Linked DNA regions of Homo sapiens: region 2 is linked to region 1. A link is a contact called in ENCODE Hi-C or POLR2A ChIA-PET data. All regions are on one chromosome and are shown on one strand. The core of a region is the stretch at or near the end of the contact, and the rest is flanking DNA. Distances in the headings are between cores, read along the strand shown. Region 1 overlaps THSD4 (thrombospondin type 1 domain containing 4). Region 2 overlaps THSD4 (thrombospondin type 1 domain containing 4).

What was found. A loop is a pair of places that touch in the nucleus more often than their neighbours do. ChIA-PET counts read pairs that join two places held with the same protein, here RNA polymerase II (POLR2A). Pooled maps may share reads with other maps.
Region 2: a pooled map shows a loop between it and region 1 (2.7-fold over the local background). The contact joins two enhancer-like sites. A Hi-C loop is called at or near these places in 1 of 168 maps with a recorded cell type or tissue (tibial artery) and 1 of 50 pooled maps. POLR2A ChIA-PET finds 5 or more read pairs at or near these places in 1 of 52 experiments (activated CD4-positive, alpha-beta T cell).

What each region holds. Positions count from the first base shown.
Region 1 is chr15:71,217,267-71,224,061 of GRCh38, forward strand. The region is part of intron 4 of THSD4 (thrombospondin type 1 domain containing 4); the gene reads left to right. Among named protein-coding and RNA genes, the nearest start is that of THSD4-AS1, 32 kb to the left of the region's middle. RefSeq lists an enhancer at 6,163-6,663. Within about 2 kb of position 2,430, at least 7 of the 41 ENCODE cell types and tissues checked have a DNase peak (open chromatin) inside an H3K27ac peak, as active enhancers do.
Region 2 is chr15:71,324,347-71,331,141 of GRCh38, forward strand. The region is part of intron 6 of THSD4 (thrombospondin type 1 domain containing 4); the gene reads left to right. Among named protein-coding and RNA genes, the nearest start is that of THSD4-AS1, 140 kb to the left of the region's middle. Within about 2 kb of position 4,347, at least 3 of the 41 ENCODE cell types and tissues checked have a DNase peak (open chromatin) inside an H3K27ac peak, as active enhancers do.

The DNA.
Region 1 (6,795 bases), core at 1,180-3,679:
ATGTTCTCACCAAGCAGGATACAACAAAAAGATCATAAGTAGCCTGATATCGGTTAAGATCAGGTTTGAGGCCAGGTGCGTTGGCTCACTCCTGTAATCCTAGTACTTTGGGAGGCCAAGGCAGGCAGATCACGAGGTCAGGAGATCGAGACCATCCTGGCTAAACGTGGTGAAACCCCATCTGTACTAAAAATACACACACAAAAATTAGCCAGACGTGGTGGCGGGTGCCTGTATTCCCAGCTACTCGGGAGGCTGAGGCAGGAGAATGGCGTGAACCCGGGAGGCAGAGCTTGCAGTGAGCCGAGATCGCACCACTGTACTCCAGCCTGGGCAACAGAGAGAGACTCCGTCTCAAAAAAAAAAAAAAGATCAGGTTTGTTGGCCAATGAGTTTTGTCACCAAACTGACAAAAGCCTGAAAAGGAAAGACAAATCTTGATTTTCAAAACTCTTAATTTTAGAATTGCAAATTTATAATAGCTAAGGTTTATTAAATATCCATCCTGTACCAGGCACTGTTCTTTTTTTTTTTTTTTGAGATGTAGTCTGGCTCTGTTGCCCAGGCTAGAGTGCAGTGGTACCATCTCAGTTCACTGCAACCTCCACCTCCTGGGTTCAAATGATTCCTGTGCCTCAGCCTCCCTAGTAGCTGGGACTGCAGGCATGTACCACCACGCCTAGCTAATTTTTGTATTTTTAGTGGAGATGAGGTTTCACCTTGTTGGCCAGGCTGGCCTCGAACTCCTGCCCGCTTCGGCCTCCCAAAGTGTTGGGATTACAGGCATGAGTCACCGTGCGTGGCCTCCCCAGGCACTGTTCTTATCACTTTACACTCATGGTCCTATAAGAGAGTTGCTAATAGCATCTTCATTTTAGAGGTAAGGAAATAGAGTCAGGCTTGAAACCCAGGCCATCGTGGCTCTAAGGACGTGACCTGATGAAGTAGATGTTACACCTGAGGAATCAGAGGACCTAGAGCCAGTGGACAAGCTGAGTTTTGAAGGCGGTGCTGCTCACCCCCAGATCCCTGCAGTACTCATCCTCCTGCGGGTGCCAACTGAAGGGATGGAGGGCTGGATTTGGGTGAGGTCTGAGTGGGAAAGAGGCTTCTTGAAAGCCTCTGTGGTGGAGAACCTAGAAGAGCTGCCTGAGGATCAGGCTCTTGTTGGCCACAGGCCTGTGCTGCAGGCATTGTGCCTGTGTGTTTTGGCAGCAGGAAATTTTTTTCTTCAAATGTATTGACGGGGGCCAGTTAAACTGTTTACTATGAAGTTCCTGCAAGTTTTTATCATGCTCTTGTGATTTGACAGTTACTGATGAAATAATCCAAATATTAGCCTAGGAGGCCTGTGCTGCCTACATATGTCATGCTCCTCCCGGCTGATGAAAATCACATTTGCTTATATTCATCAGTCATTAGGTACTTGCATAGTATATTTGACCCCAAGGAGAAATGTCAGCATATTTTCAGGATGGCTGTCCGCTCCACTCTCTGTTTCAGGTTTGAAGTTTGAGGAAAAGGCTGTTGGAGTTTAGATGTTTAAAAAATTGTTAGGTTGCTCTGCTAGGCAACAGGAAACTTCATTGGAGTCAGATAACAAATGAAGCTATTCAACCTTCCACCAGATATTTATTAAACATCTACTATGTTGTAAGGCCCTGGGACATACACAAAGGTGAATAAAAGCCAGGTTTTGGGACCTCATGGCTCTTACTGACAGGCTAGAGCAGTTGTTTGCAAAATTACCATTTTTTTTTTAAGCAGAAGAATCCGTTCTGCAAAATCAATCTTAGATGGAGGCTCAGTTTATGTAATAACACACGTAAAATCTGAGTTGCTCTGGTTGAAGCCTCAGAGGTATTGCTATAGAAACCTGGGGTCAAGATCCAATGGAACAGTGGTTTTCAACCTTGACTGACTGTTAGAATTTTTTTTCCCATCTTTTAGAAACCCTGACACCCACGTCACACTCCAAACCAGCATCGGAATCTCTAGGGGCCACCCTCAGATGTTGGTCTGATTCCAATCCAGCCAAGTTTGGGAAGCACTGGTCTGGATGAAGCTCTTTGGAGACTCAAGTTTCCATGGAAAAGATTTTGGGAATCAAATATTGTCTAGCAGAATTTTCCAAGTTTGGTGAGCACGTATCAGAATCACTTGCCGTGGAGTGGGTGGCTTGTTAAAAAGAGAGTTGCCAAGTCCCCACCATCTCCCATGCCTAATGGGGATTCTGATTTGTAGGTCAGTTATATGTTCTACGTTTCTTCATTTTAAATGCTTCTGATATACCCTAGAGTTTGAGAACCACTCCTCTAGAGGGTTGGAAAAGATGCACATGTAAATGCCTTCAATATAAGGCAGTCTGATGAGATAGTAGTGACAATGGCTCCCATGTTGAAGCACGTCTCCTGTGCAGGCATTCTTTCAAATGCATGACAACATTTACAGTTACACAACCCTGTGAGGCAGAAACTATTATTCACATTTTATAAACAATGAAACCGAGGCTGGGAGGAATGAAGTGACTTGCTCAAGATTACCACTTGAGAAGCAACAGCACTAGAATTCAAAAGAGGTCTGCCAGAGTCTGACACTAAAGTTCTTTTCACTGAAATGGGTATTCTGAAAATGAAGCTGCTGACTTCCAGCTGGTGTGTTCAGAAAAGCTGTGTGGAGGTTGGGCTGTCTGAGCTGTGTCTTGACAAATGGATGGGATTTAATAGTGAAGGCTTAAAATGAGCTGCATCTCTTCCTTTCAATGTTCAGCTCCTTTAACCAGGGTAATCTTCTTTGCATCTAATCCTAGGCATCACGTGAGTTCAAAAAAAAAATTAGAAGTCACAGTCTCTATTCTTGGGGGCCTTACACTTTGGTGGTGGAGAAGGGCAAACCCAAAAAACACTGCCCACTCTGGGAGATGGTAGAGATACGACCAGGGTTCAGGAAGAAGGAATCCTTGTGGAATGGAACAGTCAGGGAAGACTGCACAGAGCAGGTAGGATTTGATGAATAAATAGAATTTACTTAGCTGGAATATATCTGGAAACTTCTTGAGTCCACTTGCTTCCATATCAGGCCTTTGTCTCATTAAAACAAGCACATACGTAGTATAAATCCTACTCTAAAAGCCTCAAAAATAACGTCAATCTTCATTGGAGCTCTCCCAAGGATTCCGAGCTTAGGACAATTAAACTTCTCTGAGCCTCAGGGGCTTCATCTTTCAAATGAGAGTAATAATAATACCTATCATGTGGGGTTGTTGAATAATTCAATGAAATAATACATTCATATTGCCTGGCCCATAGTGGACACTCATTAAATACATTCATATTGCCTGGCCCATAGTGGATGCTCAAAGTGAACGCTGTAACTCCCATTATGGGTCTAAAGGCTGGTATTAGATAGTGTGTTAGAGAGAGTACCAGTTAGAACTCAAGTGCAGCAGAAGGGATCAGGTGAACTAGGGCCACTCAGGAAGACAGGGAGCCAGGAACTGAGCTCCCGTCCAGATGGGTGGGACTCTGGGAAGCATAGACTGGGTGCAGCCAAGACCCTAGTGTCTGTGCTCCCTGCTCTCTGCCCCTTCTTAGTGTGGCTTGCTCAGAAAAATCCTCCACAAAGGGTGGCATTCTCCTGTGATTTAGTGAGGGCAATGGCAGCCTGGGGAGGTTCCAGGCTAGGGGGTTCATCCTTCAGGTCTTGGCCAACAGATTCCATAATGGCACTCAACCAAGTCATCTTTCACTCCAGGCCCAAGGCTGTGTCCCCGTGATGGCTAAAGGGGAAGGGGCGAGTAGGGAAGAAAGGTGTTTAGGTGAGTCCTGCAAAGCATGCCGCATTGTAGCAACTCACACTTGTGAAACTGAAGAGACTCCTTGGTAGGGGAGACTTCCCCCTCAGTTTCTGGAAATGGGTACCTGTAGACTAGAGGGTGCTGGAAGGAGCCCCTGTTACTATAGGACTCCCCTTCAACTTTTCTTCCTCCAATTATTTTATTGTGTTAAAATACACATAACATAAAATTGACCATCTTAACTATTTTTAAGCATATGGTTCAGTGACACTGAGTATATTCATACTGTTACGCTACCATCACCACCATCCATTCACAGAACTCTTTTTATCTTTCAAAACTGAAACTGTACCCATGAAACAATAACTTCACATTCCTTCCTTCCCCCACCGCAGCCCTTAGCCAACCACCATTCTACTTTCTTCCTCTATGATTTTGACTACTCTTAAGTATCTCATGTAAATTGAATGATACAGTATTTGTCGTTTTTGTGACTGGCTTATTTCACTCAACATAATGTCCTCAAGGTTTATTCCATATTGTAGCATATTCCTTTTTAGGGCTGAATAGTATTCCATTGCATGTATAGACCACATTTTGCTTATCCTTTCATCCATCAGTGGACATTTAGGTTGCTTCCACATTTTAGGAATTGTGAATAACACTGCTATGAACATGGGTGTTTTCAGTTCTTTTGGGTGGAAATTGGGAAGTGGAATTTCTGGATCATAGGGTAATCATATTTTTAGATTTTTGAAGAACTGCCATACTGTTTTCTATAGCAGCTGTACTATTTTACCTTCCCACAACAGTGCACGAGGATTCCGTCCTCACCAACACTTGTTATTTTCTGTTTTTTTTTGATAGTGCCCATCCTAATGGGTGTGGGGTGGTATCTCATTGTAGTTTGGTTTGCATTTCCCTAATGATCAGTGATGTTGAACATTTTTTTATGTGCTTAATGGCTGTTTATGTATCTTCTTTGGAAAAATGCCTGTTGGAAAAAAAGTCCTTTGAAGACCTTCCCTTTTATAACTCTGAAAGCAGGGTGGATTTCTTCCCATTCCCAAAATGTCTGGGGAAAATGGCATCCAGAAAGACTCCCTGTGGCCCAGAACCCAAGTACACAACCTAACAGAAATGTGTTGTAAATGTCTGTTGGTCAGTTTCACCCAGCTTCCACAAAGACAGGGTATGAGAGCAGTGCCCTCTCTTATTTGAGGACTTCAGGTGATTTTTTTCACCACTCTCATGCTAAAGGGCCCGATATCAGGCAAGCTTTCCTTCCCACTGGACTTCCTTACATTTGCCTACATTAGCCAGCTTTTCTGGTCATTCATCACACTCATTAACCAGCTGGAATCTGGGGAATGGGATATTTGATGGCTTTAATTCAGATTTTCAAGTATGAATTTGAGCCAAGCAGTGCCAGGTTGACAACTTTCTTCTCCTGGAGACAGCTGTGGGTGGCTGGGATATGAAAGCCTCAACTATGAAAATCATGACCCTGTTCCCACTGAGGGGAGTGTGTCATATTCCTCAGGTGTTTGGGGGTGAAAGAGGTTGAGGAGGGTGGGCTTCCCAGAACTTCCCAGAGCAGTTTCCTATAGACGTTTTTCTGTGGAGCTGATTTCCTGTTGGGAAGGAGTCTGGTCGGGTGAGGAAAACTCTTGCCCAGGCGTGCAGACCCACACTTCAAGAGCAGTTTGTGGCCAGCTCTCAATGACTGGGGCTTTGAAATACAGTGCTTTATTAGAATCTAGAAGAACAGGAGCTACACACCCTGAAAGGCTGTAAACTACAGGATAGTTATGAGTGCAGCTTCTGGGATTGACAGGTTTGGATGCTCCATCTGACCCTGCCACTTGCTGGCTGTGTATCCTGCCGATGTTACTTAACTTTTCCCTGGTGGGAATAATAATACACCTACCTCACTGAGTTGCTGTGAGTTGGATAACTCACACCACATGCTTAGCACAGTATCTCCTGAGTGCTCAGTAAAGGCGTCTCAATGCCTTCCACCTGCCAGACACACTGGCAGTTGTTTTGACCTGCAGCATTTTATCGTGTCTTCATTACAACCTGTGTGACAGATGCGTGGTGTTCTCATTTATGGATGCCAAACTCAAGGGTCAGGGAGTAAATATCTCCTTCAAGGTCACGCAGAAGGCAAGCAAGAGAGCACAAGCCTGTGCGACATCATGCTCCTTTCAGACCTGCTTTTCTAGAAAGCCCTTTTCAAAGTGAAAGGTAACACTCATTAATTTAGCTAAGTTTGATAAACTAACACCTCTTTGAGATGGAAAATGAAATATTTCTCTAATATTTATCCCAAAGCTTTTAGTGTTACATAGGAATACTGAAACTGGCTCTACTGTGAACTCCAGAAGCCCAGAGGAAACACTACCCGCTGTCATTAGAAGTTGGCCCTGCAAAGTCTTCATTCACATACTTATTTGCTGTTAAGGCTGCCTCTGGATCTCAGGGCTTAATAGACATTGCCTTGTTTAAAGTTTTGTTGTCATTTGAATTCAGCCAATATTCTTTGTGTATTTGCTTTGGGCCAGGCACTGTGCTAAACACAGGAGGGGTAGACAGGTGAAAGAGGCGTGGTTTTCCATGACCTCCATGTCTGATGAGGAAACAGCTCAGGTATGAATACCTAAGGGAGTGTGCTGAGTGTTCTACCTGGGGGATGAGCCGAGGGCTGTGGGAGCAGAGAGGTGGGACTAATTCTTAGGGAACAAGGTCACTTCATGGTGGAGGGTACTTTCTTGAATGATTAGTTTGCATTTTTTAGGTGGAAAAGATGGGAAAGAGCTGGGAAAGGCTTGGTGTGGCTGGGGGATGTGGTGGTTTGCTGACACAAAGTGGAGAAGAAGTACTCCTTATCCTTGAGGGGCTCATGCTGGTGGGGTGGAGCAGGAAGACAAGCAGACATTTACAAGTCAAGTGCCCAGGGAGGAGAGGGGAAGACAACGGAGAACTGGAGGAGCCAG
Region 2 (6,795 bases), core at 3,097-5,596, 110 kb after region 1:
TTTTGGTTACACAGATGAATTGTAGAGTGGTGAAGTCTGAGATTTGAGCCCACCCATCACCTGAGTAGTGTACATTGTACCCAATGTGTACTTTTTTTCTTCCTTGCTCTCTCCCATCCTCCCCATTTTGAGTCTCCATAGTTGATTATATCACTCTGTATGCCTTTGTGTACACACAGTGTAGCTCCCACTTATAAATGAAAACATACAGTATTTGGTTTTCCATTCCTGAGTTACTTCACTTGGAATAATGGCCTCCAGCTCCATCCAAGTTGCTGCAAAGACATTATTTTGTTCCTCTTTTATGGCTGAGTACTATTCCGTGGTGTATATATACCACATTTTCTTTATCCAATCATTGGCCTATGGACACTTAGGTTAGTTCCATAGCTTTACAATCGTGAATTGTGCTGCAATAAAACATACATGTGCAGGTGTCTTTTTGATATAATGACTTCTTTTCCTTTGGGTAGATACCCCTTGGTAGGATTGCTGGATGGAATGGTAGATCTACTTTTAGTTATTTAAGAAATCTCCAGACTGTTTCCCATAGAGGTTGTACTAATTTACATTCTCACCAGCTGTGTATAAGTGTTCCCTTTTCACCACATCCACGCCAATACCTATTGTTTTCTGACTTTTTAATGGCCATTCTTGCAGGAGTAAGTAGGTATCTCATTGTGGTTTTCATTTGCATTGCCCTGATGATTAGTGATGTAGAGCATTTTTTCATGTTTGTCGGCCATTTGTATATCTTCTTTAAAGAAATATCTATTCACATAATTTGCTCTGAGTGTATAATTTATATAACCAACCCTTCTTGCTGAAGATGTGGGTTATGTATAGATTTGACTTGTCATGCCCAATGTTGCAAGAAACTCCTCATACATGTACAGGAATCATATCTCTCATCCAGAAAAATGAGACTGTTATCTGTAACCTCCAGTATGCTATCCTCCTTTTCCTTCCATTGCAAGACCATCAGCTTTCTCTTTATTCCTCAGTTCAACAGTCTCTGAGTACTTACCCAGTGCCAACCAGTCCTGAAGCTGACACTGGTGATAGAGAGATGGCCAAGAAACTGATTTTGTCTGCATGTATGTAGAGCTGACAGCCCAGTGGAAGGAAGGAGGCAAGTGTGGGGATGAAAAGGATGCAAGGAACCTGGATACCAGAAATGTCCAGCTAATGTTCTAAGGGAGTTCAAAACTGGGATATGTCACAGTCACAGTCCTCCCTGGAATTCAAGTCAGAGTACAAGGTTACATGATTTGTGATTATTGCAAACCTCAATTTCCACATTTGTGCAATGGACTGTCAGTACTGACTGCTTAGGAATTTTTTTTCGAACCTCTTGTGATTGAGGCTCAGCTATTGAAATGCCAAGCCCAGGTCAGAGATTAGTCAGAGGAAATGCTAAATTAGAGCCCATTTGACTTTTATGTATGACACTAATTAAACAATAACAAAAAAACTCCAAGAACTCTAGATAGTTTGTCCAGGGGACACCTATAGGTTATGATAACATCAAAACCAGAACCAAAAAAGCCCAAATATTTTTCCTGGGAACTTTTTTTTCCTCACCCCTGAGTAATTCTAATAATATGCATGTAAAATACATTATGGGAAATCCTCTAACAATTTCCACCTCTGTGATAAATGTTGCATTCGAGTAGAGCAAGAACATCTACTTAATAATTCCATATAACTATTCTGCAAAGCTGCCAGGAGCAGAATTTAGTCAGTTGGGTATAGCACGAAGTAGATGGCGTGAGAGAAAGAAAGAAATGGTTTGAACCCAGACTTGGCCACTAATGTGACCTAGAACAAGTGATTTAACCCTCCAAGCTTTGGTTTCCTCGTTCACAATGTGGAGATAAAAAATGATACATACTCTACAGGGTAGTTGTGAGGGGTCAATGAGTAAACTACATGTCAAGGGCTTAATGTCAGTAACAACCAGAGTGTTGCTGGTCCAGAGTGAACACTCAGAAAATGGTGGTGGTGATGATGATAGTGGTGGTGATGATAACGGTGATAGTGGTGGTGGCCGGGCAGGGTGGCTCATGCCTGTAATCCCAGCACTTTGGGAGGCCAAGGCGGGTGGATCGCCTGAGGTCAGGAGTTTGAGAACAGCCTGGCCAACACGGTGAAACCCCGTCTCTACTAAAAATACAAAAATCAGCCAGGTGTGGTGGCACACACCTATAATCCCAGCTACTCAGGATGAGGCAGGAGAATTGTTTGAACCTGGGAGGTGGAGGTTGCAGTGAGCCGAGATCACGCCACTGCACTCCAGCCTGGGCAACAGAGCAAGATTCCATCTCAAAAAAAAAAAAAAAAAAAAAAAAAAAATATATATATATATATATATATATATTAGCTGGGTGTGGTGGCACATGCTTGTTATCCCAGTTACTCAAGAGGCTGAAGTGGGAGGATCACTTGAGCCCAAGATTGAGGCTGCAGTGAGATATGATTATACCACTGCACTGAAGTTTGGATGCCAGAGCGAGACCCTGTCTCTAAAAAGCAAACAGGCCGAGCATGGTGGCTCACGCCTGTAATCCTAGCGCTTTGGGAGGCCGAGGTGGGTGGGTCACCTGAGGCCGGGAGTTCAAGACTAGCCTGACCAACATGGTGAAACCTTGTCTCTACTAAAATACAAAAATTAGCTAGGCATGATGTTGGGTGCCTGTAATCCGAGCTACTCGGGATTCTGAGACGGGAGAATCGCTTGAACCCAGGAGGCAGTGGTTGTGGTGAGCCGAGGTCACACCACTGCACTCCAGCCTGGGTGGCTGAGCGAGACTCCATCTGAAAAACAAAACAAAAAACCAGCTCAAACACTCCAATAGACCACTTCATTCCATTCCTTCTTTTAATTGTTCATGGTGGCCTTTTCTCCCCTGTGAAATACATAAATTCCCATAGTTATGGAGGGGCTCACACTGTCCTGCCACCGGCCTACAGTTTCAAACAGCTCCTGTCAGCTAAACCTTAGCCGCCTTCCACCAGGTTCTGGAACCTCCCTTGGGAAGCCTTCCCTGACTGACCTGACCCACCTAGAACTTCCTTTCTTGGGACTCCCTGAACCACACACTTTATAAAACCAATTCACTAATGCCTTATTATGTTTTAATATGTATAATATTTATTTTGTCTATGAAAGTTTCATTGCGTTTGTCTTCCTAATAAGTTAAAGCTCTAAGAAGTCAAGAATTCTGTTTTATTTACTTTTTGAATGCCATTTCCTTTCTTTTAGAAACCCCCATTCCCTTCTTGTCACCCCCCACCCACTGTGGAAAAAAAAATTGTTTAAAGCACAATGCTGAATGTATATGGCATTCAATGCATAAAGCTGTATTTGGATTTCTTTTTTATAAATCTTGATTTTTCTCTTGCCCCTTTTGCTTCACCCTACTCCCCATATCATGTGCCTTCAAATATACACAAACACAACCTTTTGTATTTATATATAGTGACCTGCTTGCAAAAATAAATGTGTTAACAATGTAGGGCCTAGGACACCTGATACCATTTGAGCCTCAGAATGTATTAATTCAGCCGGGTCTGTGCAAGAATGGTGATTTTTCAATTAAACATACTGTAGCAATGATGGCCTCTTTTCCCACAAACTTACTAAGGTAAGGAATGGGACAAAAGTAAAGCCACCTTCTTTCCTCCATTACAATAGGCCGTGTCCTCCTTTCTCAAACCTTGGCTCAGAGGCGAGGCTTGTAGTTCACTGCTGCATTCTGCTGGGAGAACCATGGTGACCCTCTGGGTCATGGTCCCGACTGGGACACCGTATTTTCGTGCTTCTTGTTTTTATTGTTCCTCTATTTCTTTTTCTTTTGAGTCCAATCTTCAGTCAAGCCTTCCGTGTGAATGATAGTGGCCACTTGGGGATCTCCATCTGCATTTTATTGTATGGCCACGCAAAACCTTTTATCTAATTCCTAGAAGACATCGATTGCTGCATAGCTTGGTGGGTGAAGAATGGAAAAGCACAATCTCACTTTATTTTGCTGGTGGCTTTGCCCTCCCTTTCCTACAAGCAGTCATTCAGGCCTAATGGTTCTGTTCCTCCTAATTATTCATTTGTTCATTCGTTCATTAATTCATTCAGTCTGCCATTCAATATATATTTATCAAGCATCCACTATGTTCCAGGTGCGATTCCAGGCTTCAGAGATAGAACAGTGAATCAAACTGATAATGCCCCCCTCTCCAGGAGCCAGCATTCTAGCGAGAGAGAATGACTTGCTGAATTGTTTCAGTTGGAACTTTTTTTAGACTCTGAACCTTGGAAAAAGTCCACTTTCCATGGGCTTATTAAATGTGCTGAATCAGACAGTTGGTGCTGTTTACTAGAGATCAGGGTTCAACCAGCTTTAGCTGCATGACCCAGAACATTTGATTTTATGATTTACAAAATAAAAAGTTATGGCCCTCTGCAGATGTCCCATCTAATTTGCTCATTGTGTTCCTTAGAGGCAATGTGGTATTGTGAAAAAAGCAAGACCAAGCTTTGCGGTTCAAGTGGCCCGTGCTTGCTGGGCCTCAGTTTCCTGATCTGTAGAATGAGGCTGGATAAATCTAAGTTTCTCTCCAACTCTACAGTCTGATGGTTCTAGTACTACAAGATCAAGATTTTTTTCCTAAAGAGCCATTTGTCTTATTTTAGCTTCAAGCCAAGCCAGGGCATCTGAGAAATACCAAGCCTCCGTTGTGATGTGTCGCCATGAAAATGTTGGCTGCCCTCTGGATGCAAGTCTGCTTGTGCTGTGCTGTGGCTCAGAGTTAAATTTAGATAAAAATCAGTTAGGAGCTAAGAATATTCCCAGCTTTCCTGACAGGTTGTATCCATCATTATGGGAGGAAAAACAAGGAACTGGCTGCCTGGCGACAGGGAGCGGGCCAGGCTGAGTGTGAGGTCAGGCCTCGGCTGGAATCTCACGGACTTGAAAGGACAGAGACGTTTCCTGAGATGTCTGCGGCAGAATGTGGGAGGCTTCAGCCTGAGGAAAGTTCAAGTTGGAGAGAAAGGTTGCCAGACCTTTGAGTGACCCACACTGCTTATAACTTCTAGAAGGTTCTTTTAGGGAAACCTGCTTAGAATGAAACCCTGAAACGTCCTTTGCTGCCTCCTTAACAACTTGCATTAGAGAGTTTCTTCAGCCAAAAGGCGAATGTCTGTTGAGTGGAAAGGAGAGGACGGAGTCGATGTTGTCCCCTGTGAGATGTCATGTCTCAGGCAGTATGCTGGACATTCCCGAGACGCCAGCTCTGCTCAGGTGACTTGTGTGCCCTGCCCTTGTAAGCCTCGAATTACTCATCGTGAAATTGAGGTCAAGCCACTCACTCACAGACAGGGCTGTGGTAACAATAAAATGAAGGGTGCTTAGCACATTGAAAATAACTCAGGCAGTGTTCCATTATTGCTATGGGCTGGGCGTGGTGGCTCACGCCTATAATCCCAGCACTTTAGGAGGCCAAGGTGGGTGAATCTCTTGAGCCCATGAGTTTGAGACCAGCCTGGGCAACATGGTGAAACTTCATCTGTACAAAAAATAAAAAATTAGGCAGGCATAGTGGCACGTGCCTGTGGTCCCAGCAACTAGGGAGGATGAAGTGGGAGGATTGCTTGAGCCTGGGAGGTCGAGGCTGCGGTGAGCTGTGATAGCACCATTGCACAATCTAAACTGGGCCACAGAGCAAGACCTCGTCTCCAAAGGAAAAAAAAAAAAAAGACCACCATGATTGTTCTAGTATTGTTTATTGTTGTGCCCTCCTGGGCCAAACGAGGAGGGGTGGGAGCTGCCCTGGGTGTGCCTATGAGGAGGGCCTTGTGGTCTTGTGGAGTCACTCAGATGTGCTTTCAATCTGAGCTCCCCCACTTCCTAGCTATAGGACCTTTGTTAAATTCATCTTTGAGTCTCAGTCCCCACTCCTCAGAAATGGGTATGACATGTACTTTCTAAAGCTATTCTAAGAATGGCATGCAGTTGTCATTAATTAAAACACGCAGCACACGGTAGGTATTCAACAAACATGGGGAATTGTGTATCATCGTCAGTAGAGGATGCTCTCAAATTACACTAACTCTGCTAAAATCCAGGCCAGGATTGTGATTCGTTGGGAAGCCTTGGGGAAGTTGCTTCGCCATTCTGAACTTCAGTTTCTTCTTCTGTAAAATGGAAGTAATAACAATAGTATCAGCTTTCTATAGTTACTATGAGGATTAGATGACATAAGGCATGTAAATCCATTAGCAGTGTCTGGCATGCAGTAAACCCCTCAATAACTGTTAGCGCTTTCCTTCCTGCCCCTCTCAATTCTTCCAGGACCCAGGTGAAGAGAACAGTCCTATGCTTTGTTCCTTCTGATGTACAATACTGTCATATAAACCCACTCATTTTTTTCTCACTTTCTCTCTCTGCCTCTGCTGCTGCTGTCACCAGTCCATCGCTCTGTTGGTTGCCAAGAGTAAGAGAGCGACTAGGTTGGTAAGTAATTTCAAATAAAACAGACACCAGTCTACACACAGAGCAGAGGTTTGAGTGACATGGACACTAACCCGTTTACCGGGTGCCACTGGCGATCTGGCCTTGTCGAGGAAGGAGGGAGGCTGTGCTAATTTGCTCTCCCACCTGTGTGGCTCCCGGGTGTAGACAGAGCGTTGAGCTCATTTCTCCTGCGCTCCTCTCAGTGGCCTTTGGCTGGCAAAGCTGTTTGTCTCCCCTTCTAGTTTTCTGCTGCAGCCATTTGGACAGTGTTGATTAGTTTTCC